2 separate regions of the Homo sapiens genome follow, and region 1 is linked to region 2. The links are chromatin loops, found by intact Hi-C in ENCODE. Cell type or tissue: heart left ventricle. All regions are shown on one strand. Links, peaks and the distances in the headings refer to the core of each region. The heading gives the core; the rest is flanking DNA.

Evidence for each region. Peaks named below come from ENCODE experiments on the same cell type or tissue, not always from the same donor. Only the 100,000 strongest peaks of a DNase experiment are listed, where the experiment ranks them.
Region 1: it touches region 2 in a loop (3.0-fold over the local background); 26 of 110 quality-filtered maps call a loop at or near these places.

The regions. Positions count from the first base shown.
Region 1 is chr14:101,899,284-101,907,613 of GRCh38, reverse strand. It overlaps PPP2R5C (protein phosphatase 2 regulatory subunit B'gamma), which reads right to left. Exons shown (of 16, transcript NM_001352913.2): 11 at 5,725-5,895; 12 at 1,085-1,212. Among named protein-coding and RNA genes, the nearest start is that of DYNC1H1, 61 kb to the left of the region's middle. In heart left ventricle, for the core only: no CTCF peak of the experiment used is centred there; a DNase peak (open chromatin) is centred at 4,163; H3K27ac peaks cover 553 bases.
Region 2 is chr14:101,766,145-101,774,474 of GRCh38, reverse strand. All of the region lies in intron 2 of PPP2R5C (protein phosphatase 2 regulatory subunit B'gamma), which reads right to left. It overlaps LOC107984658 (a long non-coding RNA gene), which reads right to left. Exons shown (of 2, transcript XR_001750901.1): 2 at 7,426-8,330. Among named protein-coding and RNA genes, the nearest start is that of PPP2R5C, 8.6 kb to the right of the region's middle. In heart left ventricle, for the core only: a CTCF peak has its summit at 3,362; a DNase peak (open chromatin) is centred at 3,515; H3K27ac peaks cover 581 bases.

The DNA.
Region 1 (8,330 bases), core at 158-8,157, 130 kb before region 2:
GATAGCATAACCTGCTCTTCTTTAAGTTCTGAGTTATAATTACAATATACAATGGAAAGAGATGAAAGAAGGTGGGGAAAGAAAAACTCAGTCGTATTTCTTTAAATAGCAGGAATATTAGATGATACCATATTAATAAATAATATGGCCTGGGCGCAGTGGCTCACGTCGTCCCAGCACTTTGGGAGGCTGAGGCAGGTGGAATACTTGAGTCCAGGAGTTCGAGACCAGCCTGGGCAACATGGCAAAACCCCATCTCTACAAAAAATACAAAAATTAGCCAGGCGTAGCGGTGGGTGCCTGTAGTCCCAGCTACTCAGGACCCTGAGGCAGGAGGTTTGCTTGAGCCCAGGAGGTCGAGGCTGAAGTGAGCCATGATCGTGACACTACACTCCAGCCGGGGGGACATAGCAAGACCCTGTCTAAAAATAAACAAATAAAATACAAATTTTAAAAAAGAAAAATAAATAAATAATGTGGCACCCATATCAACAGTTTCCTTTTAAAGTCTCAGAAGACTATTGCTCAGTAAACGGATTTATTCATCCTCTTTAAGTCAAAAGATGAAGGAGCGGAGTAGGAGGAAATGTTTTTGGCTGCTGGGACTATGGGGCTGTGTTCAGATCACCTGGCTTCCCTCTTCTTCTCCAGGTAGTGACCACTGTGGGGTGGTTCTTGGGTCTCACACAGGGGCTCATCCAGGGTGCATGTCAGCAGAGCTCAATAGACACCCCGAGAATGCAGTGGCCACTGTGCCCCCGCCGGGGCTGAGCCCCACTGGGCTCTGCAGAGACCTTCAGCTTCTCTGCAGGACGCTCAGGAAGAGGCCTAGAAACTGCTGCTACTGGGAGGTGGCTGCAAACCAATGTGCCTCTATACTGGCAGGAATGAAGGTATAAGGTGGTAAATTCAACGGCCACAGAAACAACCCACGCTGCTACTTAATTTATGAGTCCACAAAGCAACTGACCTTCTTGTTTTTTAATTGATATTTAAAATTCTGATATTTATTCTTACTGAAGTAGCAGTAAAACGTGCCATATTTTAAAATGACTGAAAAAGATGGCAGCCAGTTCTTTCTTACTTGTTCCAATGGGTCTTTGAGTTGCGGTACAAGGAAGGAAACATGATGGGCAGAATCTTCGCTGCGTTGTCACTGATTAAACTCATGATGTATTCATTATTCCAGTAATAGAGAGCTCGCTCTGCCACCTGAAAGACACAAGTGGATGGCTTGCTGGAGGTTGTGCCTGAGACATCAGGTGGCTGTCCTTGCTGTTAAACCTGTGAGTCGGGTAATGAACTACCTTGGACCAGAAAATTATGATTATTTCTACAAATTCAAAATATTCTAGACTGTAACCTGTAACCCTGAAGAGCCTTCAACAAAGAGGCAGACAACTTCTTGTACATCAACTCATCAAGAACATTGTCACCTATTTCTCTACTTATTCCGTAAACATTTATGCTAGATGCTGGCTAGATGCTGAGGAGACAACTCAAAGGAGGCCATTCCACCTATCCACCCGCCTCCCCCATCTGTCAGGTCAAGAGGGCGTGCTGTGTTCTGCTGAGCATTCAGCACTGAACAAAGCAAGGCAGAAATCCTTGACTCCACGGAGCTTACATTCTAGTGGGGAGGAGACAGGTGATGGATGATTATTAATTTACTAGAAACGATAAGTCACATACAAAGGGCAGCAGGGCAGGAGAACAGGCAGCGGCGGTGCGTGTGCGGTGGGGTGGCTTCAATGGGGAGGAGGTGACATCTGAGCAAGGACCAGAGGGAGGAGAGGTCCTGAGTTGTCAGCACGGGGCTGGCTGAGGACCACTGCAGAGGGCAGTGGGGGCATGAACAGTAGGAGGGCAGGGGAACAGGGCCTGAGTGCACTGGCGCTTACTCACGGGAAGCCACTAGAGGGTGGTTCCCCCATTTTTCTTTTCTTTTTTTTTTTTGAGATGGATTTTTGCTCTTGTTGCCCAGGCTGGAGTGCAATGGCGTGATCTTGGCTGACTGCAACCTCTGCCTCCCGGGTTCAAGCGATTCTCCTGCCTCAGCCTCCTGAGGGGCTGGGATTACAGGCGCACGCCACCACACCCGGCTTTTTTGTATTTTTAGTGGAGACAGGGTTTTGCCATGTTGGTCAGGTTGGTCTCGAACTCCTGAGATCAGGTGATCCACCTGCCTTGGTCTTCCAAAGTGCTGGGATTACAGGCGTGAGCTACCACGCCTAGCCCATCCATTTTTGTTTTTTAAAAAGAGATGGAGTTTCACTCTGTTGCCCAGGCTGGAGTGCAGTGGTGCTATCTCGACTCACTACAACCTCTGCCTCCTGGGTTCAAGCGATTCTCCTACCTGAGCCTCCTGAGTGGCTGGGACTATAGGCATGCGCCATCGCACCTGGCTAATTTTTGTATTTTTAGTAGAGACGGGGTTTCACCATGTTGGCCAGGCTGCTCTCGAGCTTCTGACCTCAGGTGATCCACCCGCCTTGGCCTCCCAAAGTGCTGGGACTACAGGCGTGAGCCACTGCACTCAGCCCCCCATTTTTATTACTAAAACTTTCAAAAACAGACAAAGCTGCAAGACTAACATAATGAGTGCCCACCTCCCTCCACCCAGATTCAACACTGTTCATACCCTACCCTATTTGCTTTTTCTCTCCGTAGTAAACCAGCACACAAGTGCACGTTCCACAGAACTATCTGGGAGTTCGAGGCAGTCACCAGGACACTTGGCCTGTCCCCATCACAGCATGTATGCCTCTGGGAAGAGGAGCTTCACCTGTATAACTACTGTCAACACCCTTCATCTGCACACAACTCACAGCAGCACTTGGAGGCTCTGAGCAGCATGGGGCTGACGCTTCTCCTGCCAGAAGCCTACAGCTTAGAGATCCTGAGGTTGTGGTGCGGTGTGTATGGGTGGGATGCTGAGAGAATGGCAGGTGAGCCTGTGCCAGGCTCAGGAATCAGGGCTGATTCCTCAGAGGCAGTGAGCTGGGATGAACTTTGCAGAAAAGGAGTGAGTTAGGTAATGGGGGAGGGGAGGGCATGCATGAGAGTGCGGCGTGGATTCAAAACAAGGCACAATCGCATCACAGCTCCTAGGCTAGTTCTTACTTAAGAGTTCAATACCTTGTACTTTAAAAAGCAACCATCTAGGCCGGGCATGGTGGCTCACGCCTGTAATCCCAGCACTTTGGGAGGCCGAGGCAGGTGGATCACTTGAGGTCAGGAGTTCAAGGCCAGCCTGGCCAACATGGTGAAATCCCGTCTCTACTAAAAATACAAAAATCAGCCAGGTGTGGTGGCAGGCGCCTGTAGTCCCAGCTACTTGGGAGGCTGAGACAGGAGAATCACTTCAACCTGGGAGGCAGAGGTTGCAGTGAGCTGAGATTGCACTCTAGCTTGGGCAACAAGCACAAAACTTTGTCTAAAAAGAAAACAAACCAAAAACAAAACCATCCATCCATCCATCCACCCACCCACCACCCACCAATATATTTGGGGGTAATATTTTAAGCCTGATTTAGAAAACAGAAGCTTAAGATGCTTGATGGTTTAAACTTTAAATTTTTCCAGTTTTTAAAACCAGTACTTTTTTTGGGTGTGAAAAAAACATCTAAAAGTTAAGAATGAGCTGGCGCGGTGGCTTATGCCTGTAATCTCAGCACTTTGGGAGGCCGAGGTGGGCGGATCATGAGGCTGGGAGTTGAAGATCGGCCTGGCCAATATGGTGAAACCCCGTCTCTACTAAAAATACAAAAATTAGCTGGGTGTGGTGGCACGCACCTGTAATCCCATCTACTCGGGAGGCCGAGGCAGGAGAATCACTTGAACCTGGAAGGCAGAGGTTGCAATGAGCCGAGATCGCACCACTGCACTCCAGCCTCAGGGACAGAGTGAGACTCCATCTCAAAGGAAAAAAAAAAAAAATTAAGAATGAGTTGGCCTTATGCATATGTGTCTGGAAAAGATTCTGGAATGTACTCTGTGCTGATCAGGTCCTCTAAGAAGCAGAAGCCAAGATGGGCGCAAGCGTGCGTGGGGGACACAGACGAGGGCGAGTTGGGGGGCTGGGCCTGCAGCTGAAGGCCTGAGTGGGTCCTGGCACTGAACTCCCTCATCAGAGGCATGGCAGGCCGCCCTGGCAGCCTTCATGCTCTGTTCCTGGCAGGGACGTGAAGGCTTCTGTGACATGTGGAGTGGCACCCAAGCCACTGGCAGCTGCGCGGCCACCTTGGCTCTGCTTTCCCCACCTGGACTTCCCTTCCTCCTTGCCCTGTCACATGCTTTTATGCAAAACAGCACATTGTGAGTCCACTTGTCCCTGTCTTCTCTTGAAGGTCTAACGTTACCCATAGCGATAGCTAATTTTGCATCTGGGGAAGGGGCTCAAGTTTTTGGGACACTTCCCACGACTGCCAGTCTCTCCTTGGCATACGAACGCCCTGTACTTCAGCCAGGGCTCCGTGGCGCTGGTCTCTACAGTTTCTAGGAAACCATGCTCCTTTGTGCAAAGTGCTCACACTGAAAGCCTTGAGAAACATTATTTTCTCTGTAGGCCAGGATTGATGAAAAAAAAAAAAAAAAAACCCAAAACATAATTTTCCTTTCTTAGTTCCTAATGTGAAAACTCATTGGAATTTATAAAATGAAAATAACCTGAATATTTGTATGGAAGAGACTACACCACAGCAGTTCCTTCCTTTAACCCGACTCAGCCTGGCCTCACTTTACTATGGCTGCCCGTGCTCCAGAGCTTCTTACTCTTCTATCACTTGCCTTCTTGTCTTAGTTTTGTTGGTTTCAATGATCTCTTTCCAAAACCATCTTGAAAGGCTCAGTTTGGAGGACCCCTCATTCTTGTGGACTTTTTCTAACCACTTAGACTTGTGCTAAGGTAACTGCCCATGTGTTTCTGAGAGCCTGCTGCACACGCCACCTGGCCCTTCACGTTTGGCTGTAAGGTGGTGGTGTGACATGGTCACTCTCTTCCACTGTGTGGCCTGCTCCCTGGGCACCGGGAGGTCTTGCTTATTTTGTGCCTATTTTCACCTTGTTCATGATGAGTGCACAATAAAATCCGCTCAATGATGCAAAAGGACAGGTGGCTAGCACGTCCAACAGAGGCAGGCAGGCTGGGAAGGTGTGTGGGGGTGGCCTTCAAAAGAGGTGATGAGCCGAGGCTGGCTTGAAGGGTTAAGGAAATTGGGAAAAGAAAGTAGAAAGTAGCTCTGACCAAGGTCGTCCTCTCGCACAGGAATTTGGCAGTGACAAAAGTCAGAGCTCTCAGCCTTTTTGAAAGGGTAAAGGGAGACAGATTTACACAGTGTCAGGAACGAAGGGCCTCGGCAGCAAGAGCATCTCAGAGCCGAGGCTTTGGCCACCCGTTGTCTATCAATATTGATGCTCAGGTGTGGAAAGGAGGGTGTTTATGAACTTGGAAGCACACTGAACATGAAGATAAAGACAGCTTTACAGAGAAGCCAGATGACTGCTCTTAGTGAGAAAAAGTATCGCGGCAGAAGGGACAAGATGCTCAAGGGTATTCTATAGAATTCAAGTTACAGCATCGTATTTGAAGTATAATTCAAGTAAAAACTTGGATTTTACCTTTAAATTGCATGAGAGGCAAAGCATGGCCAGCTACGCATGGAACTTTTCCTTTCCCAAATGAACACTGGAAGAATTTAATCAGGTCCCCCAAGCCCCACATACCTGGAAGTGTGGGCTGGAGACACATTTGGCCAACTGCCGGAAGAGGGGTTCCATGATCTTCACAAATTCTGATGGTTCAATGACATCTAAAATCTCTTCTAATTCGTTTAAGAACATTACTTCTTTTGGACTGTGAGTCTTTGGCCAGTATTTGAGAAGTGCCATCACCACCTACAAAAGAAATGACACGTGGAGTGACTGATGCCCACGAGGCCCCAACACCTGCATGGTAAGAAGTCTGTGTTTTCACTGCGGTGGCCCCACTGCAAGGCAACACACGGAGATGGTGCCATCTTCCTTACAGAGGGAACAGTGACTCAGTCATCATATGTGATTTTCTGTATTTGAGAAGTAGGTCTGTCTGTCTGGTTATCTATCTGATCAATCAATTTATTTAGAGATGGGTCACATTATGTTGTCCAGGCTGGACTTGAACTCCTTGGCTCAAGTGATCCTCCTCTTTCAGCCTCTGAGTAGCTGGGACCACAGGCACGTACCACCTGCCTGGCTTAATTTTATACACTTCAGAAATTACACAATTTTAGTTTATATAACCCACTTTCTCTGATCAAACACCATTTCAGTAAGAGTCCATTCCTTTTTTTAAAAAAAGAAAAAAAAATAAGAAGTTAGGACAATAATTTAGAAAGAATAAGATCAACGGAGAAAACACAGAGCATTATCAATTCATGTGTACATTTTAGTTGTGGAAGCAGCCAGTACTGAAACTGTGGGCCACGTGTACACAACCCATTTCTTTCTCAAATTTATCAACCATCCATATGTGTTTATACACAAACACACATACTTCTGTATGCATAGACAGTGTTTTCAACTGTGTTAAAATATATCAAAAGGAGTGATGTGAATTAAGCTGACCTTATTAACTCACATCCACAGGTACTGCGATGGGACCTCCCGGGCAGGGCGTACTGTGCTCTCTGTGCGCACACCTGTGGGCGTCAGATACAACAGCCTGAGCAGTGCTGGGCCTGCGGTGAGCAGGCTGCAGTGGCAGCTGTAGCCAGGATTGTCACCACCCAGAGGGTCTGTGCCACCAGCTCTCTGCCAGGCACAGCCCGTCGGACTGCAGTGGTTTCCCAGTTTGTGGATAGTGGATGTTTTATGTTCCTTGGCCAAGTCAGACAGCTAGAAAGAATTTCCACTGGGCAACCTTTCTTTATATGTTCCTGTAGTTTCCAAATGTCTTACCACAATCATACCAGTACAAAATACTGAATGTGAATCCATGCAGATTTCATAATATTTTTAGAGTTTAGCCATCTTAGTTCTAAAAGAGTACAACAATCCAAAACAGGCATTTGCATATGAAGTGCATATATGTGCTTACACACTGAATTGTACAAGTGCAATCCGGTGCGTTAGAGCAGCTCTTTGGCCTCGTCACAGCAACACCGCGGGGCTTCTACCCGACTCTTGTGCTGTGCAATTGCCACAAGTGCTGGCCCCCGGGACCGCCTGGTCGTTTTCACTCACTAGTCATTTCCAGCTCAGTAGATCGCACCAACTCATGGCTTAGCAGGCCAGCCTTTTAGTCATTACAGTGATTTTTTAAAAAGGTGGACATTTAACATCCATTTAGAAAAATTTTGTTTTGATGCTTTGGCATTTGGGCTCCCAGGTAATCTTTTATGATATTACACTTTATAAAACTCCAAAATTCATGAAACAAAGGAAAGTAAGGCTGGGCGTGGTGGCTCACGCATGTAATCTCAGGACTTTGGGAGGTCGAGGTGGGAGGAATGCTTGAGCCCAGGAGTTCGAGACCGACCTGGGCACCGTGGTGAGGTCCTGTCTCTACACAAAATTTAAAAATTAGCCTGGTGTGGTGATGGGCACCTGTGGTCCTAGCTACTCGAGAGGCTAAGGTGGGAGGATTGCTTGAGCCCAGGAGGTTGAGGCTGCAGTGAGCCATGACTGCGCCACTGTACTCCAAGAATCTAACAAACAAACAAAAACCCCAAAAGAGCCAAATAAAAATAAAAAAGGAAGTGCTGCTAGTTTTCAAGTCTGACATAAAAATCTACCATACAAGTGTCTTTAAAAGGAATTATTTCTAAAAATGCATCATTTAATGGTTCTCCTAGCTCAAAACTATTGAATAAGTATTTATTGTGTTCCTACCACACTTTGCGTGTATTGGAATCACTATTAAGGACACAGCAGATGGAAATCACTTCCTACATCTATTTCTCTTCATTTGTCAAATGGAATTTTATTAGGAGAAATATGTTAATTTGTGAACTATACAACACAACCGATTTAGCTATTCCATTTCTCTGGAAAAGGTATCATTTCTGGGATCGGATTCACACACGGGCCTTCCTGTTCACATTGTTTGGAATGAGCTGTGATCGGTATCAGCTATTTTGCTGCGTCAGTGTGGCGTGCTCTGTGGAGGAGGGTGTCTACTCAGGGAATGTGAATCCGAGGCAACAATGGCTGTGTGCTGCTGGGTGCAGCACAAGGCCCCGAGTTTTCCTTTGGAAGCCCAAGGACTGCCCGCTCCCTGCAGAGGGCAGGCGAGCCAGTGGCCCCAGCCTTGAGTCTTGGGGAGCCCCCTTCCTGTCCTGGTAGACCAAGGA
Region 2 (8,330 bases), core at 303-8,302:
AGCTGAAAAGGAGATTGATGTTAGGTCTGAATACTGATCTCTCCATAGCCACCTTATCCCCACACACCTTCTCTGCAGAACATTGGTAAACTGAGTGGTTATGACAAGAAAAAGGGATTCTCCAAAGAAACCAGTCTGTCTAGGAAAAACTAAGGCTGCTAATGTAGGAGCTGGCACCTCAAAGCAAATTCTCTGCAGTTTAGTCTCTAGGGGCCAAAAGTCACAAGAGCCAGCTCCCAGCCAAGGCCTCTAAAGCAAGTGGTCAGATGACAAGCCCACCCACAGCCAGCTGTGCCAGTGCCTCATCTTTGCCTGTGTGAACAAAGAAACCCTTCATCTGAGAAGCAAAGTCTTCCAGTTGGTCTCCTTGTTCAGCTCTTGCCCCTCGTTCCCACATAGCAGCTAGGAAGATCCTCTTACTTCCCTACTCAAAACACCCCAGTGGCTTCCCATGACCCTCAGAATAAAAACTCAAAGCCCAACCAGACTCAGTGGTTCATGTCTGTAATCCCAGCACTTCGGAAGGCCGAGGTAGGAGGATCGCTTGAGGCCAGGAGTTTCAGACTAGCCTGGCTGACACAGTGAGACCCCTTCTCTACAAAAAAATCCAAATATCAGCTGAGCATGGTGGTGTGCACCTGTATCTCAGCCACTTGGGAGGCTGAGGAGGGAGGATTGCTTGAGCCCAGTAGTTCAAGGCTGCAGTGAGCTAGGACTGCACCACTGCACTCCAGCCTGGGCAACAGAGTGAGACCCTGTCTCTAAAAACAAAACCCCAAAACAACTCCCCCTCCCTGCCAAAATCCCAAAACCCTGTCTAGGCAGGCTGTTTATAAGATCTTACCCTACCTTGTCTGTGCTCGGCTCCCTACCTCCATCCCTCCTGCTCTGCCTACCCTCACTTTTCCTTAGTCAACTGAACACCTGGCAGTGGACACGGCAAACTCACTTCCTCCATGGGGCCTTTGCACTAGCTGCTGCCTCTGGCTGAATGAATATCTTGCCCTAGATCTTTGCACTGTGGCCTCCTTCTTGACATTCACATTTCACTTTTCATGTCATCTGCTTGGTGAGACCATCCTTGACCACCTGAAGCAGCCTCCCAATCTCCAGCAGAGGGGCTGCCAGAGGGTCCTGTCCACCAGTGGTGTGTGGAGCTATGTGAGTGGTTTTGGTTGTCATCATGGTATTGAGATCCCCAGGGCCATTGCTCTGCAAAGGTGAGACGCTCTCACGCCCAATGTCACTAGTGCCCCGCAGAAAACACCTGCAGCTCCACACTCCACTTCTGTGCCCTCACTGGAGGCAAACTCCACGAGTGCAGGAACTCTGCACCCGCAATGGTGCTCAGCACATGCCAGGTCTCAGAATGAACCTGCTGGATGACTGAGAATGAAGGAATCCCCTGGAGGGAAGCCGCAATGTCAGAGAAATCGGCCAAGATAAACAGGAACATGATACCGAGAGAGGGTATGATCCCTCCAGGGGACAGAAGGGGGACCTGACTCCAGAGCCCAGCCTCTGCCACATTGCACAGCTTCCGTGTTCTGGACAGTGGCCCCATTCATAATCAGCAGGACAAAGTGGCTGTGCTCTGTGAAGCAGGTCTGAGAATGGGAGGAAGGTGAAGGGAGAACCTTGATTTCCGTATTACTTTATTTTTTACTTATTTATTTTTTGAGGCGGAGTTGCATTCTGTCACCCAGGCTGGAGTGCAGTGGCGCAATCTTGGCTCACTGCAACCTCTGCCTCCTGGGTTTCAGGGATTCTCCTGCCTCAGCCTCCTGAATAGCTGGGACTGCAGGTGCATGCCACCACACTCGGCTTTTAAAAAAAATTTTTAATAGAGATGCGGTTTCACCATTTTGGCCAGGCTGGTCTCGAACTCCTGATCTTAGGTGATCCACCCGACTCGGCCTCCCAAAGTGCCAGGATTACAGGCGTGAGCCACTGCACCCAGCCGCATTACTTTATTTTTTAACCCAAAATAAATTTTGTGTTTTGAACCCAAAATAAATAAATAAATAAGAGAAAATGTCTATAAAGAAAGACTAGGAGGACAAAAGGTCGTGACTGCTCTTGGGTCTGTCCAAGTCCCGCTCCTATGGGCAATGGAGTCTTTCTCGTGTGGGTATCAGGTGTAGGCCAACCACAGACCAAGCAGTAGACAGGGCCTCCCTCTCGTCTCACCATGCATTCCCTCTTCTTCTTGCCCTCCTCTTTCCTTAATTTTATCTACTTCCTTCTCTTTTGCCAATATAAGTCTTCTCTTCCTTTAAATTTAACCTTAAATTTGATATTTCATATTAAGAAGATTGATAGGTAACAAAATAAGTTCAATTAAATTAAATACACTCCCATAAGAATTATTTTGGAAAATACTGGTAGGGTCTGAAGTAGCTCTGTCCAGCAGAACTTTCTGTGAAGCTGCAAATGTTCCACATCTGCTGGTCAACAGAGTAGCTGCTGGCCACATGTGGCTACTGAGCACTTGAAATGTGGCCCGTGCAACTGAGGGACTGAATTATTTACATAATTTTAATTTTCATTAATTTAAATTTAAATTTAAAATAGCCATATGCAGCAAACAACAAACATCTTGGCCAGGGCAGGTCTAACCCCTTCAGAGCCCCTTAGTAATTTGATATTACCACCGGGCCATGCCAGCCCTTGGTCAGAGCTAACACCTGCAGGCTGCAGGGTATCTGAAATTAATCTCTTGGGGGCCATTTTTGTGTTGTTGTTGAGATGGAGTCTCACTCTGTCACCCAGGCTGGAGTGCAGTGGTGTGATCTCAGCTCACTGCAACCTCTGCCGCCCAGGTTTTCAAGCAATTCTTATGCCTCAGCCTCCCGAGTAGCTGGGATTACAGATGCCTGCCACCAAGCCCAGCTAATTTTTGTAGTTTTAGTAGAGATAGGGTTTCACCATCTTGGCCAGGCTGGTCTTGACTCCTGACCTCATGATCCACCCGCCTGGGCCTCCCAAAGTGCTGGGATTACAGGCATGAGCCACCGTGCCCAGCTGCTCAATCTTATATTAAGGAAATATATACAAGATAGTGTGGTGGCACACACCTGTAATCCCAGCTACTTGGGAGGCTGAGGCAGGAGAATAGCTTGAACCCAGGAGGCGGAGGTTGTGGTGAGCCAAGATCGCACCACTGCACTCCAGCCTGGGCGACAGGGTGAGACTCTGTCTCAAAAAAATACACACACACACACACACACACACACACACACACACACACACGAGATGAAGAAAAAGCCAAATGCCCTTAATAAAGCATTTTTTTCCCCTTCTGGAGAGCTTAATTTCTAGGCTTGTTCTCTCACTCCCCCAGGTGGAGAACATGAAGATGACAACGCTGTTTGGATTTGGGAAGCAGCACTTCCTTCACTGCAGGAGCACTGGAGAGTCTCTGCTTAAAACAACATACTGATAGGAACGTGTGAGGTGATTAGAGAGGACACTGTGCTAAACCAGACACCGCTGTGCCCTGCCCTTTGGCAGGTACCCAGTGTTTAAGGAAACACTGGAGACCCATCTTCGAATTGAAATATTCCAGATGAATCTTCCCTGTGATTTAGGAAAACATCACCGCATTTCATGTTGGTGGCAGACTGACTCACTCAGCTCCGCTAAGGATGCAGGTGGAAACCTTTCCACCATCACATGGCAGGGCTATAAGTTGCCATTCACCCTGCTGTTGCTTTAATGTAGGAACTTTGAGCTTCTTTCTTGAACTGGAAAATTTTAGATTTCATATCATTTGCTTGATGAGCTCTTTCTAGAATTGCATATACCGTAGCGAAGCTTTTACTGAAGAGGGAGAGGAATGCTGATCTTATCTATTGGCTTTAACCATGATACACACCCTAGGGTCCAATGTGCTTTCTGGAACTCCATAATTTTATGGTAAGCCCGTGTCTCCCTAGACGCTTTAAAGCATCTGATTTTCTCACCCAAAGCTCCAGGTGGCTCTTTACATGAAATGGGTTCCATCTTGTCCCATCCACTCAAGGACAATAAGATCTAACTGAGTGGGGGCCAAGTTACTCCCAAGTACACTGGATGTCCAGAAGCAACAGGTGCTACACTTCAAAAATGATGGAAACAGCCACTACTTCAGTTCCTAACAGGTCTTTATCTCCTCAATCCTCAACACAGTGCTCGCACAGAACAAGACATGCTCAAAACAAACCCTATCTTATAAAACATATTAAATATATATGTAGCTATGCTCTACTGAGAAACATTCCCAAAATAAATTAAGAAACACAAAGCATAAAAGATCACAGAGAAACCTTTACAGTCACTGCCACATAATGACATTTCAGATAACAACAGACTGCACAAATGATGGTGGTGCCTTAGATTGTAACACCATATTTTTATGGTATCTTTTCTATGTTTAGATATACAAATTCTTGCCATTGTGTTACAGGTGCCTACAGGGTTCAGTTAAATGACATGCTGTACAGGTGTGTAGCCTGGAGTGACAGGCTATTCCATATGCCCTAGGTGTGTAGCAGACTACCACCTAGGTTTGTGTTAAGCACATGCCATCATGTTTACAAAACAACAACATTGCCTAACAACACAGCTCTCAGAACGTACCCCCTCATTAAGTGATGCATAACTGTATTTAAATGGAAATCTTATTTTGAAGTGCTTTAATTAAAATAAGATCTTATGAGGCTATACTTTTTACCACTGACCTTTTAACCAAGATCTTATGAGACTACACTTTTTTCCACTGAATATGTAAAAGAAAACTAAGAAAAAAACCAAAATACTCTACTTTTTAAAATTTTCCCAAGACATTAGAAAAAAACCTAAGTACCATAATCTTCTGCTTTAGTATACTGTTATTTATTTAAAATGAATTACACTGAATAAAAATTCTACATTAGAGTTCCCTTATTGGATCAAAAAAGTGATAAATAAGCCTCTTAATAAACAAGTTTTTTATTGTTGTTGCTAATTTACAGTATCAGAAAAATCAGCAACCTAACTGACTTCAAGGTCTCCTTTTCAGTACTTTTAAAACCCACCAACTCAATACTTCTTGACTCTAGGCCCTAATATATATGGCAAGATCAAAGAAGACTCGAGCTCAACTGATGCCTTCAAGGACTGCATCTAGCTAGGAAGGCAAGTCACAGGGGAACGAAGGTCATCTAACACAGTGTACATGACACAGAACTGCATACAGCCAGCCGCTGGTCTAGTAAGTAATTGCTATAAGCATTTAAAATATGGAAGACACACAGTCCAAGATGGTGAGAAACAGCTTCGCTGAAGTTTCTGGATAGATGAGCTTGAGTTGGAGCTAAAAAGATGAAAGGGGCTGGGCACAGTGGCTCACGCCTGTAATCCCAGCACTTTGGGAGGCCGAGGCAGGTGGATCATGAGGTCAGGAGACCGAGACCATCCTGGCTAACACAGTGAAACCCTGTCTCTACTAAAAATACAAAAAATGAGCCGGGCGTGGTGGCGGGCGCCTGTAGTCCCAGCTACTCGGGAGGCTGAGGCAGGAGAATGGTGTGAATCCGGGAGGCGGAGCTGGCAGTGAGCGGAGATTGCGCCACTGCACTCCAGCCTGGGTGACAGAGCAAGACTCCGTCTCAAAAAAAAAAAAAAAAAGATGAAAGGATTCAGATGGCCAGCAGAGAATGGGGGTAGAGCATTCTAAAAGAGGGGTTCTCAAAGTGTGGTCTGGGGTGTGTCCCTTGACCCTTTCAGGGGTCCACAAGGTCAAAACGGTTTTTATGATAACATGAAGATGTGATTTGCCCTTTAAAGCGTCATTATGGGGAGTTTTTCACAGGCTACACATACGAAATCAGAACAGCTTGCGTGCAGGGGCAGACAGCTACCTTCGATGGAGCCGGACGTTAAACAGATTAGCAAAAACAGAGCCATGCCACTTTTCTCAGCAAATTAAAAAAAAAAATTCTTTCCACATAAATGTTTTTTATGTCAACATGTAATGGGTGTTACTGTTATTATTAGATGAACTATTTAAAAACGTTCAGCTTTAATTTCTAAGGAAAAATATCGGTAGATAGATATAACTCACTAAATAAAAGCTCTTTGGGGTGCTTGATAATTGTGAAGAGTATAAAGGAGTGATCTCCCTTCTGTGTGAGCACTCACTGCTGTTCTAAAGGAAATATAATGCTCAGATGAATATGTGCCAGGCATGGTTTGTAAGCAAATGTACATATTTTGGAAAGGTGTCTTTATAGTGCAGTGGCTCAACAGGGGGCGATTTGATCCTCCAGGAGACATTAGACAATGTCCAGACAATGTCTGGATGCATTTTGGTTGTCACAGTTGGTGGGGGCAGTGGGCCACTGGCATCCAGGGGTAAGGCCAGGGATGCTGGTGAATGTCCTACAAAGTAGAGGACCACTGGGCAGCCCCACAACAAAATATCTTGCCCCACAGTCAAGTGTTCAGATGGGAACCCTTGGTCTAGAGCAGTGGAGGTCACAAAGGAGGTACCTGGGGTCTACCGACCTTGCAGCTTGTGATGTAGGACAGGAATGGGGGCTAGAGAAGGGAGCTGCCTAAGGAAGAACCCACCACTCCCTCAAGCCTCAAGGGCAGCAAGCTCAGGACATCTGCCTCCTAACAACCCCAAAGCTCGGGAGCTGAGGCTGCGGCTGCCAGGGATGGATCCTCCCCGCAGAACCTCTTTCTGATGCCCCTGGGCTCTAAGGAAAGACCATGGGGAGGCGCTGGGAAGAGGGAGCCAAGACGTGGCAATTAAAAGCAAATGATTCCATTTACTCCATAATCATTACATATGAATTTCAAAAAGATTTTTAAAGTATTACTTCTCTTGGTCTTCTCTTTCACTCAAGTTCAGCTTAGGGTTGTATGGAAAAAAAGGTGGGAAGAGACTGATGGAAGCTAAGGCATAGGGAGGTTCTAGCGAAAGCCCCAAGCTCAGAAGTGAGCCTACAGGGGTGTCAGGGGCTCTCCTTGGAGGAGTTGTGCCGAACAAAATGACTGTCCTTGTCCTCCTCCTTACTCAGGTAAAAACTCTTGCTACAGAGACTGTGAAAAGGAGTATTTCTTGCAAAGATATTTTTCATAACAATGTTGTTAACATTTAATGGGTGTATTATTAAATATTTTTAAAATTTCAATTTTAATTTCTAAAAAAATTACCCTTCCGCCTAGCACCTATGCGACCTGAGGCGACTGTCAGTCTCCCTAGGTCTAGACCATCAGGGAGTGGTGGCACTGGAATGTAAAGGGACAGATTATAACAGGAAAAAATTTACTAAAGGTAGAAGGTGGCAAAGCTAGCTAACGAGTTGGAGAGAGGATTGTTCTTTCTCTTCAGCAACAGATATTATGTAAGAGTTGCTGTAGAGACTTTCAAACAAAACTAAGCTGAAGCAGGTGTAAAATACATGACAATACTCAAACGACCTTTAATGTGCTTAAAACGAATCACTTTACAAAAAGCATGAACACTTCTAAAAATGTAACATTGGACACAGTACACACACTTAAAAGAAACAACACCCACCTATGGTCTGATCTTACAAAATGGACTTGAGGAAACTCAGAGCAATTTATTAACATTCTAAATAATCATAAAATGTGCCTAGTTATGTTTCCACAGATTTGAAGGTTACACTGAGAACAGATGCTCAAAAGTGAGTCTCCTTTGTCAATCTCCACAGAATTTTCCAACTTCAAGTGACCCATGAGCCCGTTTTTTGCCTCTTTCCTTAAGACTTCCTATGAAATAAATCAGCAATAAGTAGTGGGAAGAAACTTTTATTTCCAGGACACGTGTGCAGAAGCAACAAGTCAAAATTAACCATTCTATCTGAAAGAGAAGAAACATGTACCAACACATGTCATTCAAGGAGTAGAAGTTTCTAGAATAAGGCAAAAGTTACAGGGCAGCAGTTATGACCTTTAATAGAACTTTGTTACACTGAAAGATACAGCCTGCCATACTTGCAGGGAAAATGTCTTTCAAGAAGGGTAACACCCAATTTCTTCCATACATTTAAAAATAGCCTAATCTTAAACTTATCAAATCATTTTAGGGATGAGAAAACAGGGTCACACAAGTTAGGTGACATCATTTATGGCAAAGCAAGAATCGGCATGTTTATTTTCTAACCCCCAAGCTGAAATATTTTCCACTGTACCACTCTACCCTATACTCCAGGACTTCATCTTTCTTACTGAAAAACCCAAACCATCAAATGTCCCCTTGTTCTACCCAAGAATTGTTCTGCAACATACGCCACCTGCTTTCTTGCTTTCTATGAGGCTGAAGACTAGACAGG